Linked DNA regions of Homo sapiens: all the other regions are linked to region 1. A link is a contact called in ENCODE Hi-C or POLR2A ChIA-PET data. All regions are on one chromosome and are shown on one strand. The core of a region is the stretch at or near the end of the contact, and the rest is flanking DNA. Distances in the headings are between cores, read along the strand shown.

Region 1 (3,702 bases), core at 710-3,209:
TAGAAAGCAAAATGGTCTTCAAACTGCCTCTAGGCCATTTCCATGAGGATATCTTGACCCATAAGTGGCTTCCGAATTTCTGTATATGAGGGGCTAGTTGATAGGATGTTTGAAGCTGTGTTTACAGATGATCAGAAAACTGTCACTCATCCATATCAAAGGAGAGGAAGTTATGGAAGTCCTAAACCCATTAATCCACCCTTTAGCACTGCCCAAACCCAGACTTCACTTCAAATTAAGCACATTAAAAATGGAGTTCATATTTTCTCCTAAAAATCAGCTTCTTGGCCTCCCTTCCCAACTTCCTCACCTGTTTAAGGCAGTATTTTCCTTGTCAGGTTAGAAACATTATAACTATCTTTGTTCTCCTACCTAGCTTCCTCCTTCCCAATACCCAATTAATCATCAAATTCTATCATTTTTTCCTTAATAATGTCTTGAAAATTTTCCTCCATTCTTTATATTCCAGCAAAACAGAAACAGAAGGTGAGGATCCAGCTCTCCAGTCTGGATGGGGAGACTAGAAACACACTACATACAAGTGAAAAAAATTTCATAGGAATTACAAGAATACCAAAACAATGCAAAATAACAGCTCCAAACAAGCCTTGTATACACATCTCCAGGCAATAGCTGGCACTGCATTTGTCCAGTAGTAATCTAGGGCAGTGGGTGGGGAGGTCCTTCTGCTGCGCAGGGGCTGTGGTGAGGCCTTTCAGGTCCAGCTTAAGCCACTCTGATTCCAGCCACCACCCCACCTTAGATGGGCAAGCTGTTCCTTTCCAGATCAACTCATCTCCACCCACAACACAGTGCTTATGTATTCAGTCTAAAATAGCACAATTTATCAAGAGTATTCCATCGTAATTTTAAAATGTCGTGTTTATATTTTACCTCCACCTGGACAGAAACTCGTTCCTTTGTATTCTTACTGCCCCTCCACCTCCCCATAGCAACCAGCACAAGATTCCACCGTGTGTAGTCTATAAATAAATGTTAAATCATAGAGCCTTAGAATTTTGGAGTCAGACGGGGATCTTCAGAGTTGCATTTGTCCAGTCCTTTATAGATGGGGAAACAGGTCTAGAGAGATTAGGTGACTTGCTCAAAGCCACACAGCTGGCTATTGACAAGGCAAGGAGCAGAGCCCAGGTTTCTCCTGCCTGAAGTCTGTACCCTGAACTGTCCTTAGATAATCAGTGACAGACACCTGAGTTCACACAAGGTCTCCAGGGGTTGATGGTGATAGGAGAAACTGGCTTTCCCAAAACATGTACAAAGATTCGGTCCACGCCCCTAGCAGACCTTCGGGAGGACTAACTCCTCAGCTCGGCGTCCAGCAGAGTCCCAAGTTACAGTCGCACTTGTTTATGCGTCTGTCGGCCTCCTCCGACAGGACCGAGTACTCGAGGGCCCCGCGCTCAGGGGCTCCCCTCCGGCCCCTCCCCCGCCGCCGAGCTGTCACACAGCCGCCGCGCGGCCCGCCCCCACGTGGACTGGGCTCGGAGGATCAAAGTCTGTTTGCAGACTTTGCAGCCCGGCCCCCGCAGGTGTGCTGGGAGTTGCGATGGTCCGCAGGCCAGGACTCCGCCACACCCGAGGGGACCCGGCCAGCCCCTCCCCCTCCCGCTGCACGCGGCCCGCGCCCCCAATTCGCCCGCCGCTGCACCCGGCCACGGCCCCCCGGCCCACGCCCGGCTCCGGGAGGAAAAGGCCCCGCCCCTATCTGTTGGAGCCGCGACCCCGCCCCCTTCCCGCCCCTCCGAGGCTCCATCCAATAGTGAGCGTGGCTGGGCGGGACGCCGAGGCTGTCGTGAGGGGGTCCTGACCAATGGGGAAGCGTGCCGGGCCTGGTGGGCGGGGCGGCAAGGCCTTGTCACGCTCGGGTCCGTGTGAAAACGGGGGTTCCGAGTGCAAAGCAAAGTTTTTTTGTAAACCGTCTGCAAAGGCGGGGGGGCGAAGAAGGCGCCCGAGACCGGGCCGAGTGCAGCTGCCGTGGCCGCCGCCTCTCTAGCTCCTCAGCCATCCGCTCCTCAGTCCAGCCGCCGCAGAGGAGACCAGCAAGCAGAGCCCTCAGATGCTCGGAGCTTTCTCGGCGCGAAGCTGCCCGTCGCCCTCTCCTGCCGCCCTCGCCCGCCGCCCTCCTGCTCCTGCTCCGGCTGCGGCTCTTGGTACCCCGGCTCCGGGAGCCCAGCTCCCCGCCACCGCCGCCGCCTGGGTGTGGGGGCTGCTGAGGCTGAGCCGGGCCTCGGCGCCGGCTCTGAGGACGGACGCCTGAGGAGCTGCGCGGCGCGGCGCCGCCGGCTGGCGGAGAACGCCCACAGGCGCGGGGCTCGGCGGCTTGACCCGGGCTTGTCCCCGTGCGGCCGCGGGGGCCCCTCAGCGGTTTCCCGAACGGCCCGACTCGGGCGCTCCTCCGTGTCGCGGTCGCCGACCCTCCGCGTCCCGCCAACGCCGCCGCTGCACCAGTCTCCGGGCCGGGCTCGGCGGGCCCCGCAGCCGCAGCCATGGGGTGTTGGGGTCGGAACCGGGGCCGGCTGCTGTGCATGCTGGCGCTGACCTTCATGTTCATGGTGCTGGAGGTGGTGGTGAGCCGGGTGACCTCGTCGCTGGCGATGCTCTCCGACTCCTTCCACATGCTGTCGGACGTGCTGGCGCTGGTGGTGGCGCTGGTGGCCGAGCGCTTCGCCCGGCGGACCCACGCCACCCAGAAGAACACGTTCGGCTGGATCCGAGCCGAGGTAATGGGGGCTCTGGTGAACGCCATCTTCCTGACTGGCCTCTGTTTCGCCATCCTGCTGGAGGCCATCGAGCGCTTCATCGAGCCGCACGAGATGCAGCAGCCGCTGGTGGTCCTTGGGGTCGGCGTGGCCGGGCTGCTGGTCAACGTGCTGGGGCTCTGCCTCTTCCACCATCACAGCGGCTTCAGCCAGGACTCCGGCCACGGCCACTCGCACGGGGGTCACGGCCACGGCCACGGCCTCCCCAAGGGGCCTCGCGTTAAGAGCACCCGCCCCGGGAGCAGCGACATCAACGTGGCCCCGGGCGAGCAGGGTCCCGACCAGGAGGAGACCAACACCCTGGTGGCCAATACCAGCAACTCCAACGGGCTGAAATTGGACCCCGCAGGTGAGCCGGGAAAGTCGCTGCCGCAGGTGGTTGGGTTTGGGGTGCCCAGAGCCTCGCCTGGCCTTCGGCGGGGTGGCCCGCACGCCCCCTGCTGCCCGAGCGGGCCTGCGCCGCGCCGCCCCTGCCTGCTCCCTCCCCGTCCTGCACACGCCCCGCTGCTGCTCCAGGAAATCAGAACCCCCTCAGTCGGGTGCAAGGAGCCGGCGACGCGTCTGGCATATTTGTAGGTGGGGGCTGTGGGTCAGACCCTAAGAAAAAGGGTCAGGAGGTGATCATCATCCCGCTGCAGTCCACACCCGCACTTGGCTGTCTTTACAGGCTGCAGCAACTTTGCTGGAGACTTGTCTGGTTATGGTTATAACAGCGTCAGAAATGCTTCCCAATTCAATTCCTTGGCCCTCTTGGGAAACGGAGAGAATCCCCAATTCGTCCCCAGTAGTTGGGTGCTGGAAACCTTGCTCTGCCAAAGTAGTTCTTATGCCCATTGAACTCCGTTTCATAATATGCATTCAGAGCGTGTAAACCCTGGTTAAAGGTTTCTTTTATGAACAGCAGTGTATGCTTCAGCTAATT
Region 2 (3,702 bases), core at 434-2,933, 1.8 Mb after region 1:
ATGCCGATGTTGGATATTGAAGACTTGGTGCTGTAAGACAAAGGCTCCAAGCTAAACTAGCACTTCTAGGACCAAGAATGCCTTCTCTCATCCTCTCAACCCTCTCTCTCTTTGACAGAGTATATTGTTTACCAGATTGAGGGGATGCTGGCCCCAGGCTGAAGTCACATTTACTTCTGACCTCTGGGTTTGGGCTATAAGGAGAAAGGCTTCTCTGTGGTCTGGACATAATTGCCATCCCAATTACACCAAGCCGAAAGGTAAGGAAGAGATGGGGTCTGCCTGTGTCACACATAAGGTGTGAGGTCCCCTCCCTGTTTGGCTCAGCTTCCCCACAGGTTTTGTAGTGGAGGCAGAACATTGAGAATCCTCCTACCTTCTTGCCGCGAAGAGGAAAGGGCTGTGGGGGAGAAGACAGTGCCTGAGATGAGGTCTCTCTGGGCTCTCCACCCAGGCCACCAACCTTAGTCCACTGAAACACACAGCTGCTCTGCTCTCTGCTTCCTTGGGGCAGACATGGAGCCTTCTTACCCAAGAAAGGAGCTGCAGTGGAAATGGCTCCTTAGAGAGGGGAGTGTTCCCAGATGCCTTGGCTACCACACCTGCTAGGATTTGGTGCAGCATGCTGCATAGAACCCTACCCAGGTTTCTGGGATATCTGGACCCTACTGACTTGCTTGAAAACAAGAAGGTATGTGGGACGGCTGACAGGGGTAGGCTGCTAAAGAAAAGGGAACTGGTCCCTGTAGGGTTCAAAGAAAGATCACTTGGCCACTGCCCAGGCTTTCTGGCATCTCTCAGGTTCCCCCCTGGCAGCATGACTGGGCTCACTTAGAGCTTGGAGGAAGAAGGTTTACTGGCTGGGAAGGCTCAGCCTGGTCTCTCAGGCTGCAGAGAGAGAACAGGGCATGGCTCCTCACCTGACTGTGGCTTGACATGCCTTTCTGAGTCTCGCTTTTACTTCCTGGCCATGTTTGTAATGGAGACAATGAATGGCTTCCTGCATGGGTTGGCCTTCCTGGCCCAGAGCTCTCAGTGTGAACTGAGGGGAGAGGGGCCTGCGCTTAAGCTGCTGGGAAGGCAGTCTTGTGTTCAGGGATCCCTGCTTTGAAGAAAACTGTAAAAGGTCATTTAATTCATGCCCATATCACTGGGTAGCCTGAACTCTAAGTCGTTTGACTCACTCCTAATCTAATGTAATCTAATCTACTGGAACAGAGGAGTGGTGCAAGCTGTACCCTGTGCCATGGCTAGCGCCACAGGAAACCAATACAGGATACTTTCTTGGTTACCCAAACCCCTGACACCCTTAAACTATGCCACCCACTCTCCACCCAGGGGAGCTGGGATGGTAGAGCATCTTCTGCCCTACCCCGAAGTTGGAGTTCCCAAACCTGGACACAAAAGCATCCTCCTTCTCAGTTACCTCCTAGTCCCAGGCTCCAACTCAAGCCACTCGGGAAAGCATTCCAGTCCTGGGCAGATCTTGGCTCTGGTCTCAGATGGAGCAAGACAGCAGATGGGTAAAGCACACGCTTTCAATCCATAGGTCTGGGCCCCATTAACACGTCCCTTCTTGGTACCGTCTTTCTTTTTGCACAGCAGCCTTGCTGAAACAGGAAACAGACAAAGCCACAAGGTTCGCAAACCCCAGTTCCTCTCTCTTGCTCTCTGGTATCATCTAAGTGGGCCCCTGAACTCTGAGGCCTCCAGGGCTGGGCTCAGGAGCTCCTCCCATCAGTAGGCACCCCGGCCACCCTTTCTCTTGCTACTGGATTGGTCGGAGCTCTTGGACAGTTTCAAGTCAAGATTCCTTTCCATGATTAGAAAAGGATAGTCCTCTGGGTCAGATTCAGACCTTTGTGGTTTCTATGAGAGGGAAAAAAATGCCTTTTTGGTGGTAAGACCTAGATGAGATGTTCTCAGTGTAGGCTTTCATGTGTATCAGGTAGTTCTTTGTGTAAGGATTTTCCTTTTTCTTTAGCCACCTCTTCCCAATCCTGGTGTTGTAAAGAGTTTCTGCTCTTCTGAAGTAGGTGGTGTCTTTCTCAGATTCTGGAATGAGACCAACTCTGGATTTGCTCCTTTCTGGAGCAATGAGGAGGGAGTGTAAAGGTGGGTAGCTGGGGGATGAAGGAAGGAATAGAAGGCAGAGTCTTCTACACATTTTTTTATCTGGTCAACCGGACTAGGAAATTTAGGGAAAAACTAAAGGGAACTGATTTGCATGCATTAAGATGAAGCCATCACAAATGATGCAGCCAGGAAATTCCCAAGAAGTTCAGGCTAAAATAGTGGAGAGGAAACTGGATTGGGACAAGTTAACTGAGCAGCTTTGTAACCTTGTAAAATTCACCTTGTCTGGATGCTACTCACTGTGGTAGTTGGGTGATGTATGTGGCTCTTTGGAATTCTAAGGTTTGACACATGTGAGGCAGGTAATGAGACTTAAAAATAGCTGTGATAACATTTATTAACATGTGGAGAGTTTGTCACCATTTTCTCTGCTTCTGCTTCTTTCTCTGTTCTTTGAGGAGAAAAAGGACAAGGAATCGGCAGGGAAAAGCAGAGGATGGATTCTCAAGCACTAGGACTGAAGACAAGTGGCATTTACTCAGGATGAGAGACAACAGCTCAAGGCCCTGTGTCTGGAGCTTGACACATAGAGATGGGAATGAGTAGAGGACAGAGGGCTTGGGGAGCCCAAGATGTCAGAAAAAGAGAATTTTGGCCGGGCACAGTGGCTCACACCTGTAATCCCAGCACTTTGGGAGGTCCAGGTGGGTGGATCACTTGAGGTCAAGAGTTCAAGACTAGCCTGGCCAACATGGTGAAACCCCATCTCTACCAAAAATATAAAAAATTAGCCGGATGTCATGGCATGTGCCTGTAAACCCAGCTACTTGGGAGGCTGAGGCACAAGAATCGCTTGAACCTGGGAGGCAGAGGTTGCAGTGAGCCAAGAATGTGCCACTGCACTCTAGCCTGGGCGACAGAGTGAGACGGAGTTTCACTCTTGTTGCCTAAGCTGGAGTGCAATTGCGCGATCTCGGTTCACTGCAACCTCCGCCTCCCAGGTTCAAGCAATTCTCCTGCCTCAGCCTCCTGAGTAGCTGGGATTACAGGCATACGCCACCATGCCTGGATAATTTTTTGTATTTAGTAGAAATGGGGTTTCAACCATGTTAGTCAGGCTGGACTCAAACTACTGACCTCAGGTGATCCACCTGCCTCGGCCTCCCAAAGTGCTGCGATCACAGGCATGAGCCACCACGCCTGGCCAGAGAATTTTTATTGGCATAGAAGAGTGAGAAGATTCTGGGAGTTCAGGGCATTAGAGCGTAAAGAAAGACAGGAGATTTTAATAGGAGTTCCTATAGAGACCTACTATTTGGACTCCATTAAACATCAGAAAGAAATGTCTACAAAGTCCGCAGTCATTGGGATACTAATCCCATGATAACTGGGATTTAGAGTGGTCAATGATATGCTCAAGATCACACAGAAAGTGTTGGACCCAGGTTTGCTTGACAGTAGGTTTGAGCCCTTAACATTGTGTTCTGAGAACAAAACAATTAATAAGGTTGTCATACCTATCTATCTATATTGAAAAAGACACACACACACACACAGAACTTTGAGAATAGAAAATATACCTTATTTTCAAATGCCCACGAGACATTAAAAAAATTGACCATATGG
Region 3 (3,702 bases), core at 893-3,392, 1.4 Mb before region 1:
TAGTCAATTTAATGAACTACAAAATTGTGAGTACAACTAGAAAATAGGGCAGTATAAAACAGAAATACAGTCTTTCTCCATTATTTGTGGATTCCATATTTGCAAATTTGCCTACTTGCTAAAATTGATCTGTAACCTCCATGTATTCTTGGACATGTACAGAGCAGGGAAAATTTTTAATTGCCCAAAGTGCACATTCCCAGCTGAGGCTAAACAAGGCATTCTCTGCCTTTTTGTTTCAGCTCTCATGCTATACCATAGTGTCCCCTTGTTGCCAGGGCTGGAGTACAGTGACACTATCTTGGTTCACTGCAGCCTCGCCCTCTCGGGCTAAAGTAATCCTTTCACCTCAAATTCTGGAGTAGCTGGGACTACAGACGAGAGCCACCATGCCCGGCTAATTTTTGTATTTTTTGTAGGGACGGGGTTTCGCCATGTTGTCCAGTGTGGTCTTGAACTCCCTGGCTGAAGCGATCCAGCCGCCTTGGCCTCCCATATTGCTGGGATTACAGGCGTGAGCCATCAGGACCAAGTGTCCTTTTCACATTCCATTTAGTGATATGTTTTTCACGTTTTTGTACTTTTTGTTGATGTTGCTGTTTAAAATGGTCCCCAAGCGTTGTGCTGTATAGTGCTCCTAAGCACAAGAAGGCTGTCATGAGCCTTGCAGAGAAAATAGCAGTGTTAGATAAGCTTTGTTGAGGTATGAATTATAGTGCTGTTGACTGAGTTCAATGTTAATGAATCAACAATATATATTAAATAAGATGTCTTTAAGCGGAAACACACATACAACAAAACTATGTATTGATTAAGTTGATGAAAATGCGACCAGAGGCTTACAGGATCCTAATCCTGTATTTCCCTTAGGAGTAATGATTCAGTATTTACTAATTCAGTGTTTCCAGCAACTTTACAGAACCTAACTACTGCAAATAACAAGAATCAATTACATACTGAGGGAAAGGTTTTTTTCAAATACACTTTACTTCCTTTTATGCACCAGGGATAAGAAAAGCCTTCCCAAGAAATTACCACTGTTTCAAAGAGCCTATAAAAGCAGTGCTCCTGCCTTCTAGTATCCTTTTCCCCTCTACTCTCCACACTTTATTCTTTCTCGGTTTCTCTCTTCCTGTTTCTTGCAGGGTCTCCACTTAAATAATGTCTTTCAACAATCTACAGTCCTATAATACATTTAATAAAGGTGGACACACAAGACATACAAGTACTTTTTTTTTTTTTTTTTTTTTTTTTGAGACGGAGTCTCGCTCTGTCGCCCAGGCTGGAGTGCAGTGGCTCGATCTCTGCTCACTGCAAGCTCTGCCTCCCAGGTTCACGCCATTCTCCTGCCTCAGGCTCCCGAGTAGCTGGGACCACAGGCGCCCGCCACCACGCCCGGCTAATTCTTTGTATGTTTAGTAGAGACGGGGTTTCACCGTGTTAGCCAGGATGGTCTCGATCTCCTGACCTCGTGATCCGCCCGCCTTGGCCTCCCAGAGTGCTGGGATTACAGGCGTGAGCCACCGCGCCCGGCCCATACACGTACATTTTAAAGTGAGAGCTATGGCTGTGCTTCCGCAACATTAATTGCAAAATTCTGTGGTACCTCAGTTCCATGGGCACCCAGAGGATGCGTTGTTCAGCCTCAGCTGGGAATCTGCACTTTGGGCAATTAAAAATTTTCACTGCTCTGTTTATTTCTGCCGGGCGCGGTAGCTCACTCCTGTAATCCCAGCACTTTGGGAGGCCGAGGCGGGCGAATCACTTGAGGTCAGGAGTTCGAAACCAGCCTGGCCAACATGGTGCAACCCTGTCTCTACTAAAAATTCAAAAATTAGCCGGGTGTGGTGGCTCATGCCTGTAATCCCAGCTACTTGGCAGGCTGAGGCAGGAGAATCGCTTGAACCCGGGAGGTGGAGGTTGCAGTGAGCCGAGATCGTGCCATTGCACTACAGCCTGGGCGACAAGAGCGAAACTCCATCTCAAAAAAAAAAAAAGAAAGAAAGAAAGAAAAAGAAAAAAAAGAAAGTTTATTTCTGTTTCTTTAAGACGAAGTTCGGGTGTTTTGCCCTCTTCAGAAATGGTTGCACGCGCGTCCCACGCTCTGCGCATGCTCCTTGAGCAGAATTCCGGGTTAAGGCATTCAGGGACTCTGACTGCGCAAGATGGAGTGTAGGCCGGCCGGCGAGACTGCACCTCCCAGCATGCCTTGCAGCCAGGACTGGAGTCGGTACTTAAGAGTGATGGGGTTCCCTAGATACTTTAGGCCGTCGCATCGATTATAGAGATTGAGGTGGAACCCGGGGCCTGGGAACTGGACGCACGCGGAGGGCGAAGATGGAAGCCTGGCGCTGTGTGAGGAAGGGCTACGGCCACTGTGTGGTGGGAAGAGGCCGGTCAGTAGGGCTGGGTACTCGGAGGGAGGAGAGAGGGGCGGGCGGCCTGAAAGAGCGGGCGGGCGTCCGGGACTAACCCGGGGCGGGGCGGGGCGGGCTAGGGGTGGAAGGAAGAGGAAGAGGGTCTGGGCGATGGTGCATCCGGGACGAGCCTCCAGAGACCAAGCGGGATAGGTAAACCCGCCGCGCAGCTGGCGGGACGCTGGGCCAACGAGGTCTGGGGTCTTGGCGCGGAGTTCATGGGCCGCCGGCCAGGCTTGTGCCAGTGGCTTTGGATCCCTGGCCTGCTTCCCCCAACCCAGCCTCCAGACCAGCGCTGGCCTGCTCCACACACTCCGCAGCACCGTCCCGGGAACCGAGCGTCGGCGGGGAGGCCGCCTCTCCGCAGTAGGTCTCGGCGGGCCTGATCCCTTGGAGGCGCGTGTGTGGCACACGCCCAGGAGGGGCTTGATTTTTGTTGATGTGTTAGTGTCTTTCAAACTTTAGTCACTTGTATGTCATCCCTTACTGTTATGGCCAAGTTCTTGTTTCACGTGTATTATTTACTGGATATTTTTCTTTAAATTGACTCAGTTTTTTTTAAAAAGCACTTCAGTAGGTGCTGCCCACATTAGCTTCACCCTAAGCAGTGTCTGCAGAGTCTTGGATTTGATGTGCGATTATGTTTTTTCCTAATAAACTAACATAAGTATTTAGAAATTACAATCAAGTAATTTAACTGTGTACTCTGTGAAACCGACTCGTGTACCACCCACCACGCTTGGGAAACACAGCATGTATTATTACATAAGCGATGGGGATTTGGTTGTAACTCCCATAGGCCTGGGACTTGATGGTAATTCAGTTCAACAATGTTTCCTGAGTACCAGCTGTTTGCCAGGCACTGTGCTAGGCACTTGTGAAGATAACGGAATTAAAATGAATAAGACGGTTCTGTTCTGGCCCTGAAGGAGCTTAACATCTTAAGAGAAAAAAAAGTCTGAATAAATAACTGCAAATATAGATAATAGCTTTTGTAGTACAAGTATTATATTTCAATACAGTGGCTTATTAGCATAGAAAATGCATGGACCAAGTGCCCAAATTCCTATGGCTTTCAGAGTTATCACAAAGCAGTGTAGAATGCCCATGTTATGCCTTTAAAGATTTACAATTAAGTAGATTTTAGAGAACAACTAGCGAATACTTAAACTGTAAAAATTATAATAAAAATTTAAATGCTGTTAAAACGAGAATAACAGCGTATAAAGTTAAATAACAGTAAACGCAACTTAAACAAAATTCCCTTAGGGATGGGAGCGCACAT
Region 4 (3,702 bases), core at 755-3,254, 1.3 Mb before region 1:
AAATTATTTTGGACAAACAACTATAGTTCAACCTACTCCATCTTCTGTACTTTTAGATAAGGGAAATGACTATAAAGCAATAAGCATGTAGATTCTCATGCCTTGGCCACCTGAGTAGCTGGAATTACAGGCATGCACCACACCATGCCCCACTAATTTTTGTGTATTTGGTTTTGCCATGTTGGCCAGGCTGGTCTCAGACTCCTGGCCTCAAGTGATCCGCCTGCCTCAGCCTCCCAAAGTGCTGAGATTACAGGCGTGAGCCACCACGCCCAGCCCAGAACTTTTGGTTAGCAGTCATTTATGTGTCCCTTATGTGCCAGGAACTGTGCTGACTGCTAATATATGAAATTAAAAGGGAGCTGTTCACAATGACCTCTCAAAATGGAAACAATCTTCCCAGAACCCAATACCTTCCTTTCACAAATACACTGGTGACAAAAATAATACCCCAAGTCTTGTTCGTTACTGCATTGACAAATTTTCCATGTTAGGCATACACAAGCCAATACAGTTAATTATTATTATTATTATTATGGTTACAGTTTATTATTATTATTTGAGACAGAGTCTCACTCTGTCACCCAAGCTGGAGTGCAAAGGTGCAATCTCCGCTCACTGCAACCTCCACCTCCCGGGTTCAAGAGATTCTCCTGCCTCAGCCTCCTGAGTTGCTGGGACTACAGATACCCGCAAGCAGGCCTGGCTAATTTCTGTATTTTTAACAGAGACGGGGTTTCCCCATGTTGCCCAGGCTGGTCTGGAACTCCTGACTTGAAGTGATCCACCCACCTCGGCCTCCCAAAGTGCTGGGATTACAGGTGTGTGCCACCGCGCCCGGCCCAGTTAATTATTTTATAGGTAATTTTCAAAGCAAGATGACAAGGTCGTTTGGAAAATTTTGTCCTTACAAAGAAATTTATAGCCCACTTCAATCCAAGACGGCCTCCTATTCAACGGCTTCATCTCCTCTTTTATAGACAAATACCTCCTGGGGCAGTTCATCCATACAGGCCATAGTTCTCACGGCCTATGACTTTTTCCGGTCTTTTAAGGATCTGACTTTCACCTACCACTCCAGTACTTACCTGATTGCCCAGCACGGCGGTGGCACAAGCTGTGGACACCTCTTTGGGCCCAAACCACACTGAGGCGATGCGGGAGGGCAAGCCCAGGATGAACACCTGGGCCACCGAGCACAAGCACTGGCCCAACATGGTGACCCAGAAGAGATGCTGCTGCACACTGCCGCACTTGATCCAGGCACCCAGGCAGTTGAGGCCGGAGCCCAGCAGGGCGGTGAGCCGCAGGCCTCTGGTGTCCAGCAGCCAGGTGGCCGGGAAGATGAGGGGCACGTAGGCCAGCATGTACACCATGGACAGCCAGTCGATGTGCAGCAAGGTGACACCGTAGAAGCCCTCGAAGACGTTGCTAATGATGCTGTACTGGATCCACTGAAAGGCGTTGACCAGCGAGTACAGGCTGAAGATCAGGAGCACCACGAAGCGCCGCGGGGAGAGCGCCGTAAGGGGCAGCGGGCTGCTCTCGGCCCCCGGGGTCTCAGCTCCCGCGCCCGCAGGCAGCAGCCGGGCCTGGGTCTCCTCTTCTGGGGCCAGTGGAGTCTGAGGCCCGCCCAGAACTCCCGAGGCGGCAGCGAGGCTGTCCCGGGGGGCCCCATTCACCGGGAAGGTGCCCGCTTTGGGCCCGTTCTGCAGCTCCACGCTCTCCTTCCCAACGGGCGCGCCCCTCGGCAACGGGAGGTATCCTTTCGCGAGCGGGTGTCCGGGCGCCACCGCCGCCCCCTCCTCATCGTCTGGCCGCGCCATATCCCAGGCTCCCCGGCGCCACCTCGCTCCCCCGCCCCACTCCCCGACTCCGCTCTCCCGGCCCACAGCCCGAGGTCCTCCTGGGGCCCCACCTCCAACCCCTCGGCCCACCGCTCCTTCCCCGGTGGCGCGCGCCGCGAACCGCAATCCGCGCTACCGCGTGAACAGATGAAGGTCTCCTCCCCCGCGCCGCGCGGCAGTCACCCCTTGTCTGGTCCCGCCCCTAGAGTCGCGCGTCCTGCATGACTACGGCCCTCCGGCCAATCAGCGTGCGCCTTTGTCCGGCGCGAGAGCCAGTCGGGGAGCTACCGGGCGAGAACTTCGGGAGGCGGGGGAGGAAAGCGGCCGGCGAGCGCTGGCTGACATTTTCCTGCCCGGAAGGATGCATGGCCCGGGGTCTCCTGCACCTGAGGGTGGGCGGGAGGCGGCCCCGCGGGTTGTGTTGCTGGAAAAAGGGGTCTCGATCCAGACCCCAAGAGAGGGTTCTTGGGTCTACTTCAGGGAAGAATTGGAGGCGAGTCACAGAGCGCAGTGAAGGAAGCAAGTTTATTGGAATCTACTCCGTTAGAGAGTGCAAGTCCTCAGACTGCAGGAGGAGGAACTCCCGTCCTTCGGTAGTGTCACTACTTAGAGGCAGCTGTGAGGAGCTGTGATTAATCGTGGAATGTGCTGATGTGCCCACTAAAGGTAGGGGCTGTTGGTGCACTAATGACCATTAATCCTTCAACCTAAGCCTGCGCATTGACGTTATCTCTGAGTAGAGGGCTGGGCCGGGCTCGGTGGCCACGTCTGTAATCCCAGCACTGTGGGAGGCCGGACAGGAGTCTCCCTTGAGCCCAGGAGTTCGAGACCAGCCTGGGCAACATACTGAGATGCCATCTATTTAAAAAAAAAAAAAAAAAAAAAAAAGCCAGTAGCCAGGCGTGGTGGTGCATGCCTGTAGTCCCAGCTACTCAGGAGGCTGAGGCAGGAGAACTACTTGAACCTGGGAGGCGGAGGTTGCAGTGAGCTGAGATCGCACCACACTGCCCTCCAGCCTAGCCTGGGCGACAAAGTGAGACCTTGTCTAAAAAAAAAAAAAAAACTCAGGACATCTGGACAATTCCGCAGACTTGGTGGGAGATGTCCTGTATGGCCATAAATATTGTGTAATTATAATTGTTGGTCAGCTTAGAATGCGGCTATTTTCAGACCTTTAGCATTAACCTTATAGGTGCCTTGTGAGTGCCTAGTTACTCACTTTAACATGCAGTCGCTCTAGCCATGTTTTATTAAACCAGATGCCTGGTAAGCAGTGGCTCCTCTAACAAGTGGGCAGCTTGGAACTGGGAACGAGAGAGCCACCGAAACAGAATGAGGGAGACAAAGAAGTGGGCATCACCCTTAACTCCACAAGGGCTTCCCAAGGGCGCTGTACCGTACGCAGGCCCAGGACGAACTTTATTTCTCGCCCCAGCATCGCTGTCCTTGTCGGTGAGACCCTGGCTTTAGGGCAGACAGGACCACGTTTCATAAGTTCATGCTGTCCCAGCAGAGGAATAACGCCAGAAAGTGTTCCAGTACAACCAGAGAAAGAGAGTCCATGAGAAATCTGCCCTTGTGAAGTTGGAATCCCCTCAACCTCACCCCGCTGACTTGAATGAAGCGACTGAGACGGGCTATGATGGAGCAGATCCGGTTGCTCGACCTTCTCCCTTGCACCAACACATGTAGTTAATAGTTACTGGACATGCATATTCAGTGGGTTCCAGGTACCAAACTTGTATTGAATGGTATGTGCCAGACACCGTCTTGAGATCTGGAGAATAAAAAAATAAAAAAATAAAAACGAGACATCCAGAGCACAGTAGCCTTGCGGTCTTCCTGGAACTAGAGA
Region 5 (3,702 bases), core at 536-3,035, 1.2 Mb before region 1:
CTCCTCCACCCATTTGCCATACAGCAGCAAAATGGTGTTAAAATGGATAGCATCATGCCTATCCATTTTTGTGTAATCCCAGGACTTTGGGAGGCCAAGGAGGGTTGATCACTTGAGGCCAGAAGTTCAAGACCAGCCTGGACAACATGGCAAAACTCTGTCTCTATTAAAAATACAAAAAATTAGCCAGGCGTGGTGGGACACACCTGTGATCCCAGCTACTTGGGAGGCTGAGACAGGAGAATTTTTTGAGCCCAGGAGGTGGAGGTTGCAATGACCTGAGATCATGCTATTGCATTTCAGCCTGAGGGACACAGCCAGACTCAATCTAAAAAAATAAAAAAATGAAAATAAATTTTAAAAAAGCCCTTTAATGAATCTGCATTGTGCTTCAAATGCAATCCAAATTCCTTACTGACCCACCTCATCTATCCCCTGCAAACCTCCCCAGTTTTGTTTCATGCCTTTCTCTTTCTAGCTCATCAGGCTCCACTTAGCTTTTTGGCAACTGAAATGTGCCAAATTCTAGCTTGTCTGGGGGCCTGCAACCTATCTGTTTCCCTAACCAGCATACACTCACCCCCTTGCTTGGGTGGCTCCTTGTCTTTTCAGCCTTAAGTGTCAGCTCCTGGGAGGATTTCCCCCTGAAATAAAACCCCCCTTAATCCTCTATTATTAGTCTCTAGTTTCCCACGTAATGGGTAAAACAGTTTGTAACTGATTTTACGTGTGTATTATTATTTTAATTGAGACGGGGTCTCACCACATTGCCCAGGCTGGTCTCAAACTCCTGGGCTCAAGCGATCCACCCACTTCGGCCTCTCATAGTGCTAGGATTACAAGTGTGAGCAACCACACTCGGCCATGTATTTTTGTTTGTTTGTTTGCCTCTCTCCCCCATTTGTGAATTTTTTTTTTTTTTTTTTTTTGAGACAGGGTCTCACTGTTACCCAGGCTGGAGTGCAGTGGCTTGATGTCAGCTCACTGCAACCTCCACCTCCTGGGCTCCAGCGATTCTCCCACCTCAGCCTCCCGAGTAGCTGGGACCACAGGCAAACGCCACAATCACCGGCTTTTTTTTTTTTTTTGTAGGGACGAGGTTTCACCATGTTGCCCAGGCTGGTCACGATCTCCTGGACACAGGAGATGCGCAGCGCCCGCCTCGGCCTCCCAAAGTGCTGGGATTACGGGCGTGAGCCCGCGCCCGACCTCTCCCCGATTTGAACGCGTTTCGAGGACCGCTTCCCACAAAGAGTGGCATCTCAGCCAGGAGGTGAGAGCCCCGAGGGGAAAAACAGGCCAGCCAAGGGGAGTGAGGGAACGATTCCAGGAACTCAGAAGAGCAAACAAAAGCCTTGTGGAGATAGCTTACCGCTACTGAATCAGGAAAAAAAAATCGGTATGTCTGAGGTTAAATAGGGAATAGGGAAATGAGGGGCAAGGTCATATGGCCATAAACAAGGGTCTGGGCGGGGGATATGGGGTTTCGTCCCAAGGGAGGAGAGCAAAGATAACACGAGGGGAAAGGACGGGGGCCTCCCTGCTCCCTCTGGTCCCGTATCGCCCTCACATACGCGGTCAAAGTCCGGGGCGGAGAGGTGGCAGTGACAGTCCACCAAGCCTACGCCAGCCGCTCGCATTGCGCCCCGGCGGCTGCCGCTTTAGACCGGCCAGCAGAGCCGGAGCCGGAACGTTTCAGCTGCAGCGTCCTGAGTTTCCAGCCGGATGCATGCTGGTTACACCAGTGTGAACCCGCTTTTCCGCTCCCAGAGTGCCCCGCCCACAGTTCCGACGAAAAATGGCGGGGTCTCCTGAGTTGGTGGTCCTTGACCCTCCATGGGACAAGGAGCTCGCGGCTGGCACAGAGAGCCAGGCCTTGGTCTCCGCCACTCCCCGAGAAGACTTTCGGGTGCGCTGCACCTCGAAGCGGGCTGTGACCGAAATGCTACAACTGTGCGGCCGCTTCGTGCAAAAGCTCGGGGACGCTCTGCCGGAGGAGATTCGGGAGCCCGCTCTGCGAGATGCGCAGTGGGTACGGGACCAGTTAGCCAGTTCTTTACTCATCATCCTCTTACCCAACACCCAGGATCTTAGGATTCAGAAAGATCCCACGCCAGGCCTTGGCAGAATTAACGGTGCCCCAGGCTACTGTAGAACCAGTTCGAGAAACGCTAGAGGAGAAAGAAATAGATGCTAATGTCAGCTGGGTCTTATTAATTACTTAGACCAGCGCTGTCCAGTGAAAATACAAGGCAAGCTAATCTTTATGTAGTTTTAAACTAAAAGTAAGAAATAGGTGAAGTTAATGGAAATAAGACATTTTGTTTAACCCAATAAATCCAAGGTATTTTAACATGTAATAATATCAAATGAATGAGATATTTTACATTCTTTTGTTCGTACTAAGCTTTTCAAATCTGGTGTGCTGCATTTACGGCACATCTTCGAACTAGTTACATTTAAGCGCTCAGTAACTACAAAGTGGCTAGTGGCTCACCTGTTGGACAATGCAGCCGCAGACAATGAGGAATTCTCCTGGAAAGGGTAATTCTGGAAGTCAGCCATTCACCCAAGCAGCATTTGATCTTTCCTTTTGCATGTTTTATTTATTTATTTATTTTATTTTATTTTTTTTTTTTGAGACAGAGTCTCGCTCTGTCGCCCAGGCTGGAGTGCAGTGGCGCGATCTCGGCTCACTGCAAGCTCCGCCTCCTGGGTTCACGCCATTCTCCTGCCTCAGCCTCCTGAGTAGCTGGGACTCCAGGCGCCTGCCACCACGCCCGGCTAATTTTTTTGTGTTTTTAGTAGAGACAGGGTTTCACCGTGTTAGCCAGCATGGTCTCGATCTCCTGACCTCGTGATCCGCCCGCCTTGGGCTCCCAAAGTGCTGGTATTACAGGCGTGAGCCACCTCGCCCGGCCTATTAACCTTTATTTTTACTGTTTGCACTGTGGTCATTCATAACTCACAAATGTGCGGTATTATGAGCTTTTAAATTTTTTCCGCTAATATAAGTAGATTGGTGCCTGTTATAAGGAAGCACACAATCCCTTTATTTCTTGTGTTCCCAAAAAACTACCACCTTCAGGGCTTTGCAAAAATATTTAAGAAAGGCTTGGGAAATGTGGTATAGAGGCAAATGTATGATCTTAGTAAAGTTTTCAACCAACACAATTTTTTTTAACCTATTTTAGTCTTGTAAAGAAAATGTTTTCACTCTAAAACAGGCAAAAGGGGTCGGGCGCGGTGGCTCACGCCTGTAATCCCAGCACTTTGGGAGGCCGAGGCGGGCGGATCACGAGGTCAGGAGATCGAGACCATCCTGGCTAACATGGTGAAACCCCGTCTCTACTAAAACAATAATAATAATAATACAAAAAATTAGCCGGCCATGGTGGCAGGCACCTGTAGTCCCAGCTACTCGGGAGGCTGAGGCAGGAGAATGGCGTGAACCCGGGAGGCGGAGCTTGCAGTGAGCCCAGATCTCGCCACTGCACTCCAGCCTGGGTGACAGAGCGAGACTCCATCTCAAAAAAAAAAGGTTCAGTGGAAGAATGAAGAAACACTTCCTGGGTTGTGACTCTGTATGTAGTTTTGTATATAGTGACTCTTACGTCATTCCCTCCTTGCAAGCAAGGCAAGAATAGGGATATATCTCAGGACGTTTTTAGTAGTTTTTTGGGAGAAGACTTTTGTTGTATA
Region 6 (3,702 bases), core at 504-3,003, 1.2 Mb after region 1:
ATGTTGATATAAATATTAACATTTACATTAATGCATTATACTTAATATATAACTTACTAGATGGGCTTAATAGCAAAAGTAGATTACATAAGAAAGAATTATTGAGCCAGGCGTGGTGGCTCATGCCTGTAATCCCAGAACTTTGGGAGGCCGAGGCAGGTGGATCACTTGAGGCCAGGAGTTCCAGACCAGCCTGGCCGATATGGCAAAACCCCCTATCTAGTAAAAATACAAAAAAAAAAAAAAAAAAAAAATTAGCTGTGCATGGTGGCACATGCCTGTAATCCCAGCTTCTTGGGAGGGTTAGAAGAATCATTTGAACCCGGGAGGCAGAGATTGCAGTGAGCCAAGATTGTGCCACTGCACTCCAGCCTGGATGACAGAGTGAGATTTTTTTTTTTTTTTAATTATTGAACCTAAGGATAGGTCAATAAAAATCACCCAATCTGAACAAGAGAGAGAAAACTGACTGAAAAAATACAGCCTCAGAGACCCTTGATATAAGAACAAAAGATCTGACATTGGTGTCATTAAATTTTCCAGAAGGAAAGAAGAAAAAATATGAGGTTAAAAATACGTTCAAAGAAATAATGGCAAAAAAAAAAGATCTCCAAATTTGGCAAAAAGCATAAACCTACAAATTCAAGAAGCTGAATAAACCCCAATCAAATTAAATACAGCAATTAAAAGACAGAGCTTGGCAGAATGGATTGCTAGAAAAAAGACCCAACTCTGGACTGTCCACAGGAATTCACTTTAAATATAATGAAATGGGGAGGTGGAAAGTTAAAAGATGAAAAAGGATATGGCATACATACATGAATCAAAAGAAAGTGGGAGTGGCTCTACCAATGGCAGATAAAGTAGACTTCAGAGAAAGAAAATCACCAGGGTCAAAAAGGGTCATTGCAGAATGATAAAAATATCTTCTCACCAATAAGATATAAGAATCCTAAATGTGTGTGTGTATATACACATACACACATACATATATATTTAAAAGCATTGTGGTTTTTCAGGGATTAGAGATGAAGAGGAGGAGGGTGAGTATGGCCATCAAAGAGGCAGCACAGAGTAGCTCTTCAAGGTTCTGTATCTTTGTCATGTTGGTGTTTACATGAATCTACACATGTGATAAAACCACATATAACTATATACATATACACAAGTAAGTGCTTGCAAAACAGGTGAAATCTGATTAAAGTCTGTGGGTTGTACTAATGTCAAGTTCCTGGGTTTGAGTTCACTATGGAAGATTCCCCACTGGGGAGCTAACCATCAGGTTCTCCTGTTAGCAACAACAGACACCAGGAACTGCTGGGGGGTGGCAGGGAGGACTGGTAAGGCCTGAAAAACTAACTACTGGGTACTGTGCTCAGTACCTGGGTGACAAGATCATTCATACCCTCAACCTCAGCGTCACACAATATACCCAGGTAATAAACTTGCACATGTACCCCTGGAATCTAAAATTAAAAGTAAGGGATTAAAAAAAAAAAAAAAAAGATTCCCCACTGGGGAAGCTCGGTAGAGGTACACAAGGCCTCTCTGTACTACTGCTGCAACTTCCTGTAAATGTGTAATTGTTTCAAAATAAGATGATGCTAAAGATAACAAATCGTACTCCAAGTCCCATTATACAAAAAGGGCTAAAACGAGTTTCCATGGTTAACCCAGGATGGGATTTAGAACTCAGCTAGCATGGCCTCTACTTCGCCCCCTAGTGGTAGCACCAAAGGCACCCGGTGAATAACAAGGTGTGGAATCTCAAGGTGATGACTCAACATCTCATTTGCATACCCATAGTACCCTGCACATAGTAAATTATTTAAAGCTTAAAAGAATATTTCTTTTGACTCAACATTTCTAACTATGGGAAGATTAAAGAATTCTTTTTGTGCAAACTGTAGGCAGTAATTCTTTTTGTGCGAACTGTAGGCACCATCGGCGTACTAGGAGTTGCGGTTACTGCAACAATGAGTTGAACTAATTTGTAGCATTACACTGGTTTCTCTTCAGATCGAATAAATCTTTCGCCTTTTACTAAAGATTTCCGTGGAGAGAAACAAATCAGTTATAAGCTAATTTTTTGTAAGCCTTGCCCTGGGGAGGCAGATCATGTTTTATAAAAAAAGACTTAAAGAGGAAAACATTATGGTGCAACTTTAGGCTTAAGTGATTCATTGTCACTGTTTGTTTAAACATTGTGTAACAGAACTTGCAAAGACAGTTAACTCTTGTTTTCCATGTCAAAGGTCTGAATACTTGCATGATAAAAGTCTGTGTAACTTTCCCTGGTGACATCTGACTTGCTAATTAGCAACATTAACATTGGAGACACAGACTGGCTTAGACAATTTGGAGACTCCCCCTTAAGTGATGGCCTTTAAGATCCTAAACTCAGCCACATAGTTGGGAGAATTTCTGGTTGCCTGTCTGCAAAAAAGCCCCAAATCCATCCTTCTCTAGATAACATTCTATTATCTATCTACCTAGTAACAAATTCAATGCAAGGTGGTGATGCAAGCTCCTTAAAGGACTCCATCAATTCCACTGATCAGCTTGGTGTAAACTGGTTTCCACTGCTTGCCTAGTAAGTGTTTAATAAACGTACACATGCCAGATAGAATTTGACCTGAGCTTTGCTTTCATTAAACCTGGGAGCAAAATCATGATGGAATAACAAACCTTCATCCATCTCGAACTTTTCGGCAGCTATTGTCATCCCTGAAAGTAGCATCAGTCAGTTCCCCACACAAAGACACCCCACTTTACATCTTCTCCCACGTGCCCCTGTGATCTCGCTCTTACCTTGCTGCTGCTGCTTAATTTCTTTTTAACAAAGGCTTATCAACTGTCATGTCATGATTTTAAAAGGTAATAACCTTTTTAAGAATGCTGACAGGCACCACTTTTAGGAAATGTACTGAGAGAAGGAAATGTTTTCCCTCCTTCCCACTTCCCCATACCTCCCCCCAAATTTCAGATCCCGCCACTATTCAACCTGCCCTAGGCTGGAATAATCCCGTCCCCCTTTCTCTCTGAGTCTTGTTATGGCACTTATATAAGTCTGAATCATGTTACAGCACTTCCATGTTTGTGTGTAAATTAACTTTAATCCACCTCTAAGGACAGTTCTTAACATTGAAAGTATCCAAATGAGGAGTCCACAAAGAGTGAGTTAGCATTTGAAGGATTCTAATCAGAAATCTACTCCCAGACATGACTACAATTCAAATAATTCCAACATGGTACCTAAAGCTGCACCTGAAAGTTTACTAGCATAAGGAATGTTAGAAATAAATATTTTAGTAATGAAAAGCATGGTGCTCAATATGTGATGGATTAAAATTTTTCTCAGGCTCTGATACCCTTGTAATAATGAAGCATGTATGTAAGAATCCCTTGAGGCCAGGTACAGTGGCTCACGCCTGTAATCCCAACACTTTGGGAGGCTGAGCCAGAAGGATCACAAAAAAAAAAAAAAACACCTCCCTTGAGCCCAGCACCCAAAGCACTGAAAGTCTAACACTCTCTTGGTCTGTGTCCTTTGCTTTAATAAGGCTCTATCCTCTAATCAGACTAGAAGGGTAACTGCTTCAGCCAGCAGAATAGAATTGCACCAGCCTCAGAAGGAACTTCCGTGCAAGATGCTTGTTGGAGTACCTAAAGACAGACAATAGAGGCTTCACAAGCTTTCAG
Region 7 (3,702 bases), core at 357-2,856, 1.1 Mb before region 1:
ACCTAGTGCAATACATATACTGAGCACCTGTTGAGTGTATGTAGCGTGCTATGCTAGGCACCTTGTGTGGGTACCTTGTGGGATGCAAAATAGTCCTGGGGCAACCACCAGTTAAGCTGAGTGATGAAATAACGGAGAGGAAAAGATTAATCCGGGCAGATAACCCAGCGTAGCGCTGGCTCTGCTGCGCAGCCTTGCTGCTGTGGAGTGTGGCGCTGCAACTCTAAAGGGCTGCGTCCACCCTCCGTCTTCCTCCCCGCCTCTCAGTTGGCCGAAGCTTCTGATCACACAGACAAGAATCTCCGCTCGCTTTCCCGCTGGCCTCCAGGCAGCCAAGTTCACTCAAGCTCTCTCAAAGCTTTTGCAAGAGTGGGTCTTAAATCCTGGCGGGGGGCACGTGCACTCATTTAAGACTTAAAAAGGAATCGGAAATGACTGTCCCCATGCCCACTGCTGCCCACAAACCTGAAGACCCAAGCGACCACACTTGGTAGGCACTTCTGCCCTTCTGGTCTGGTTCCCACCCGCCCATCCCGAATCGCGGTTATCTTTCCCGGTGCTCACAGCATGCAGACCACAGCCTGTGGCCGCTAGTGTTTCCTTCGCTAGGACCACGGGTAATTGTCTTGGCTTCGCATCTTTTGACTGGCAGGCAGGTGGACAGGGACTTGCCCTACCTCAACCCGGTCCCCAGCTTGGCACGAGCAGATAAATCTTGAAAAAGAAAAATGATCTGGGCCGTTTAACCGTGGCATGGCGGGTCCAGATCCCCAAACCTGTCACTAGTGACGTCCCACGTGGCAGATTCGCTCTCAGGGAAGCCCGTCACCGTTTTTGTCCGGGACATCCTCCCCATGCCCACCCTCCGCTCCGGGAATTCACCCTCGGGGCCGCCCCGCCTCGTTCCCTCCCACAGCCCGGCGGACCCGAGACGGGAAGGGCAGGCACTCCCTGCAGAGTCCCTGGGGCGCCCGTGGCTCGGGGTGCGCGGTGGGACTCGGTGAAGCCGGCGTCTTCACCCCAGAGCCGCGGCTTCGGGGCCGCTGGAGGAGCGAGAGTGGCGCCCGGATGACTGATCGCCGCGGAGAAAGTCCCCCGGGACTGTGACCCCCGCGCCGGGGGGCGGACGCAGGGCGTGGCTGAGGCGCAGGAAGATGCCGCGATGGGACCGGGAAAAAACACCGACCCCAAAACACCCACTGTGTTTCTCAACCTGAGTTCCCCGGCAGCCGCCGAAGGACCCCAAAGGCTGCATGGCGCCCCCCTGGTCCCCACCCCCCCGGGCGTCGCCTCGCGTGGGTGGGCTTCGCGTTCCCTCCGGGGTTTCAGAGCCACCACGTGACTTCCACGAAGCGCGGGGCGCCGGCGGAAAGCCGCGGCAGGGGTGGGATTTGGGACCCCGAGGTGCGGAGAGAGGGCGGGCAGAGGAGGAAACGAGGCGGGGGTGGGAGAAGGAGGGCGGGGCAGACGTGGGACGGGAAGGACGGCTGCCGGGACTGGCGCGCGGGGACACTGGGCCGACGCGTGGAGTAGCGGGGAGAGCGGGAAGCCTGAGGGGGCGGGGCCGGCGCGAGGCCGTGGGTGCGGCACGAGGATGCCGGCGGCGGGACAGCGCCCGTAGGCAGCCCCACGGGCAGGGCGCGCGGGCGGGGCGGGGCGGGCCGGGCCAGAGGAGCGCCCGGCATGTCGCAAGGGCTCCCGGCCGCCGGCAGCGTCCTGCAGAGGAGCGTCGCGGCGCCCGGGAACCAGCCGCAGCCGCAGCCGCAGCAGCAGGTAGAGGGCGAGAGGCTCAGGGAGGGCCGTGGGGTGCGGGGACCGGCGCGCCGCGGGGGGCGAGGAGGTGGGTGCTGGAGTTCCGTGGTGGTGACTGCGGAGGTGCAGAGGTGGCGGGTGCGGCCGGAGACAAGCAGAGGTAGGGGCGTAGGGATGTTGGGGAATGGGGGCGATCCAGGGACCCTGTCGTGCGCACAGTGTCCGCGGCTCCTGGAATGGCTCCTGAGCCAGCTCCTGCGCCCTCTGGGGGAAGAAGCCCGAGGGCGCCGACGCCTGGCTGGGCCGGGCATGGCCGGTGCTCCCCGGCACGTGGGCTCCGCACTGCCCTGAGGGCCGCCCCATCCTGGCGCAGCCAGCGACTGCCACCCCACCACCCGCGCCTGTAGCCCCTCCAGGATTCCCCCGGGTGGGGGGGGTGCTGCCGCGGGAATGGAGAACGCCGGACTAGTCAGCCTGGGCGGAGGGAACCCACAAAGGGCCGACTCCGCCCCCAGCTGGTGGAAACCCTTTGCCCCTTCCCAGTTCGCTGTCCCCTAGCAACGTTTACAGCGGCGCAGTCAGGAAGGAGACCAGGTTGGCCACAGGGACGGCCGTCTGGAAACTTTGCCTGGGTCTTGGCCACCTGCCTTACGACGAAGACTGGGTCTTTTCATCCTTACTCCCCACCTTCCCAATTCAGCGCCCGGCCCATGTCATCAGGTGTCGCTGGAGTGTCACAGAGATCTGAGTTTGGGCCTGGGCTTTGCCACACACAGGCTGAGCAGCCTTGAGCAATTTGTTTAACCTCTCGGACCGTCCATTTCCCCATCTGTAAAATGAATATAGTAACATCAACCTCTCAGGATTTTTGAGACTGAATCAGATATGGTTAATAACATAATACTATCTCTAACTTTCGCTCACCTCTTTCTGTCTTGATTAAATGTTTCTGCTGGGTTGGCAGGTGTGATCATGGTGATGAGTCCAGTTTAGAGTCAGCTCCCCGAGGGCAGTATGCAGGCTGCTTTCTTGTGCTAGTGACTTTTTGATTACAGAGAGCAAAGAGGCATGAGAAGCACTATGCAGAATACATTTTTTTTTAAAGTAGCAACTTCAACAAAGGCAGGTAACTTCTTGAGGGCATACTGTATGCTGGGAGCTTTAGGACAAAATCTCATTTCATCGCATCCCAATCCTAAGCATTAGGCTGTTAGCACCAAGTCTGCAGAGTTCACTGACCCTTTGTTTAGGGCTTGTATCCCCAGTGTCTAGAACAGTGTCTGGCACATGGTAGGTGCTCAGTTAATACATATTGAAAGAATGAATGAATTATGCTTACAATAAATGAGAAAACTGAAAATTTAGAGAATTTAAACCATTTACACAAGACCATGTTGACACTAAGAGACAAAACTAGGATCTGTGTGATTCTAAAGCTAAAGAGCTGTCTTCTAACCACATGTTCCCCTGTAATGTTCTGGTTTTGTTTATCAAGACTTCTTTGCCTCTCTAGAAGACTGTATTATCATACTTTGTTCCCTTAAGCTTCTATTTGCTATGTATGTTATTTATTCCTCTCCTTTTTATGCCTTTATATTCTTGCATATCTGAAACTTCTTACCTGCAGTAACTTGGGAAGATGTGTGTCTTATGTGGAATACAAGATGAGATCAAATGATAACTGAAAATATCCTTTTTTGTGTTATTAATATTTGCATTCCGTGAATATTAATAACTGAGTAGTTTTCCTTGTTTGTACCTCTTGGCTCTTAAACTCTGTAAGTGTGGTATTTTTCCCGCTTGGTGGTGTCTTCTCATGGGGTTCTAGAAAGCAAATACTGCTCTCCTTTTTCATGTTTTCTATAGCTGATTGAAGTGTTTTTACCATGGTCAGTGCATTTTTCCGCCTGCCTGTTTCATGATCACTATTGAGGGATTTGACTGAATTTG

The links. Hi-C counts contacts between places; a loop is a spot of excess contacts on that map. ChIA-PET counts read pairs that join two places held with the same protein, here RNA polymerase II (POLR2A). Pooled maps may share reads with other maps.
Region 2: a loop to region 1 is called in a pooled map, with 8 times the contacts of the local background. The contact joins the promoter of TRAF3IP3 here to the promoter of SLC30A1 in region 1. A Hi-C loop is called at or near these places in 3 of 168 maps with a recorded cell type or tissue (CD8-positive, alpha-beta T cell and naive thymus-derived CD4-positive, alpha-beta T cell), 3 of 37 single-sample maps with no recorded cell type and 10 of 50 pooled maps.
Region 3: a loop to region 1 is called in a map of B cell, with 25 times the contacts of the local background. The contact joins the promoter of ANGEL2 here to the promoter of SLC30A1 in region 1. A Hi-C loop is called at or near these places in 5 of 168 maps with a recorded cell type or tissue (B cell, CD4-positive, alpha-beta T cell, CD8-positive, alpha-beta T cell and 1 more), 2 of 37 single-sample maps with no recorded cell type and 14 of 50 pooled maps.
Region 4: a loop to region 1 is called in a map of naive thymus-derived CD4-positive, alpha-beta T cell, with 34 times the contacts of the local background. The contact joins the promoter of FLVCR1 here to the promoter of SLC30A1 in region 1. A Hi-C loop is called at or near these places in 2 of 168 maps with a recorded cell type or tissue (CD4-positive, alpha-beta memory T cell and naive thymus-derived CD4-positive, alpha-beta T cell) and 10 of 50 pooled maps. POLR2A ChIA-PET finds 5 or more read pairs at or near these places in 1 of 52 experiments (GM12878).
Region 5: a loop to region 1 is called in a map of CD8-positive, alpha-beta T cell, with 14 times the contacts of the local background. The contact joins the promoter of NSL1 here to the promoter of SLC30A1 in region 1. A Hi-C loop is called at or near these places in 3 of 168 maps with a recorded cell type or tissue (CD8-positive, alpha-beta T cell and naive thymus-derived CD4-positive, alpha-beta T cell), 2 of 37 single-sample maps with no recorded cell type and 11 of 50 pooled maps.
Region 6: a loop to region 1 is called in a pooled map, with 9 times the contacts of the local background. The contact joins the enhancer-like site here to the promoter of SLC30A1 in region 1. A Hi-C loop is called at or near these places in 5 of 50 pooled maps. POLR2A ChIA-PET finds 5 or more read pairs at or near these places in 4 of 52 experiments (PC-3, WTC11, activated CD4-positive, alpha-beta T cell and 1 more).
Region 7: a pooled map shows a loop between it and region 1 (10-fold over the local background). The contact joins the promoter of BATF3 here to the promoter of SLC30A1 in region 1. A Hi-C loop is called at or near these places in 2 of 37 single-sample maps with no recorded cell type and 6 of 50 pooled maps.

Annotation. Positions count from the first base shown.
Region 1 is chr1:211,577,418-211,581,119 of GRCh38, reverse strand. It overlaps SLC30A1 (solute carrier family 30 member 1), which reads left to right and starts at 1,959. Exons shown (of 2, transcript NM_021194.3): 1 at 1,959-3,129. The coding sequence starts at 2,508. RefSeq lists silencers at 1,370-1,929, 2,170-2,479, 2,980-3,329 and enhancers at 1,786-2,285, 2,286-2,787, 2,760-2,869.
Region 2 is chr1:209,754,034-209,757,735 of GRCh38, reverse strand. It overlaps TRAF3IP3 (TRAF3 interacting protein 3), which reads right to left and starts at 1,683. Exons shown (of 17, transcript NM_025228.4): 1 at 1,427-1,683. RefSeq lists enhancers at 1,111-1,520, 1,801-1,960.
Region 3 is chr1:213,014,307-213,018,008 of GRCh38, reverse strand. It overlaps ANGEL2 (angel homolog 2), which reads left to right and starts at 2,142. Exons shown (of 9, transcript NM_144567.5): 1 at 2,142-2,396. The coding sequence starts at 2,338. RefSeq lists enhancers at 2,107-2,416, 2,129-2,716, 2,717-3,305.
Region 4 is chr1:212,856,577-212,860,278 of GRCh38, reverse strand. FLVCR1 (FLVCR choline and heme transporter 1) reads right to left here and starts at 2,004. Exons shown (of 10, transcript NM_014053.4): 1 at 1,089-2,004. The coding sequence starts at 1,826. FLVCR1-DT (FLVCR1 divergent transcript) reads left to right here and starts at 2,141. Exons shown (of 2, transcript NR_027286.1): 1 at 2,141-2,513; 2 at 3,361-3,675. RefSeq lists silencers at 1,554-1,763, 1,844-1,903.
Region 5 is chr1:212,789,860-212,793,561 of GRCh38, reverse strand. It overlaps NSL1 (NSL1 component of MIS12 kinetochore complex), which reads left to right and starts at 1,785. Exons shown (of 6, transcript NM_015471.4): 1 at 1,785-2,032. The coding sequence starts at 1,799. TATDN3 (TatD DNase domain containing 3) reads right to left here and starts at 1,668. Exons shown (of 10, transcript NM_001042552.3): 1 at 1,575-1,668. The coding sequence starts at 1,640. RefSeq lists enhancers at 1,580-1,859, 2,334-3,112.
Region 6 is chr1:210,372,567-210,376,268 of GRCh38, reverse strand. The region is part of intron 3 of HHAT (hedgehog acyltransferase); the gene reads right to left. It also overlaps the pseudogene RNU5A-8P. Among named protein-coding and RNA genes, the nearest start is that of HHAT, 46 kb to the right of the region's middle. RefSeq lists a silencer at 1,632-1,721 and enhancers at 1,397-2,308, 2,309-3,221. Within about 2 kb of position 1,753, at least 16 of the 41 ENCODE cell types and tissues checked have a DNase peak (open chromatin) inside an H3K27ac peak, as active enhancers do; they include PC-3, where a contact is called at or near this core.
Region 7 is chr1:212,697,744-212,701,445 of GRCh38, reverse strand. It overlaps BATF3 (basic leucine zipper ATF-like transcription factor 3), which reads left to right and starts at 1,606. Exons shown (of 3, transcript NM_018664.3): 1 at 1,606-1,773. The coding sequence starts at 1,684. RefSeq lists silencers at 1,589-1,668, 1,859-2,308.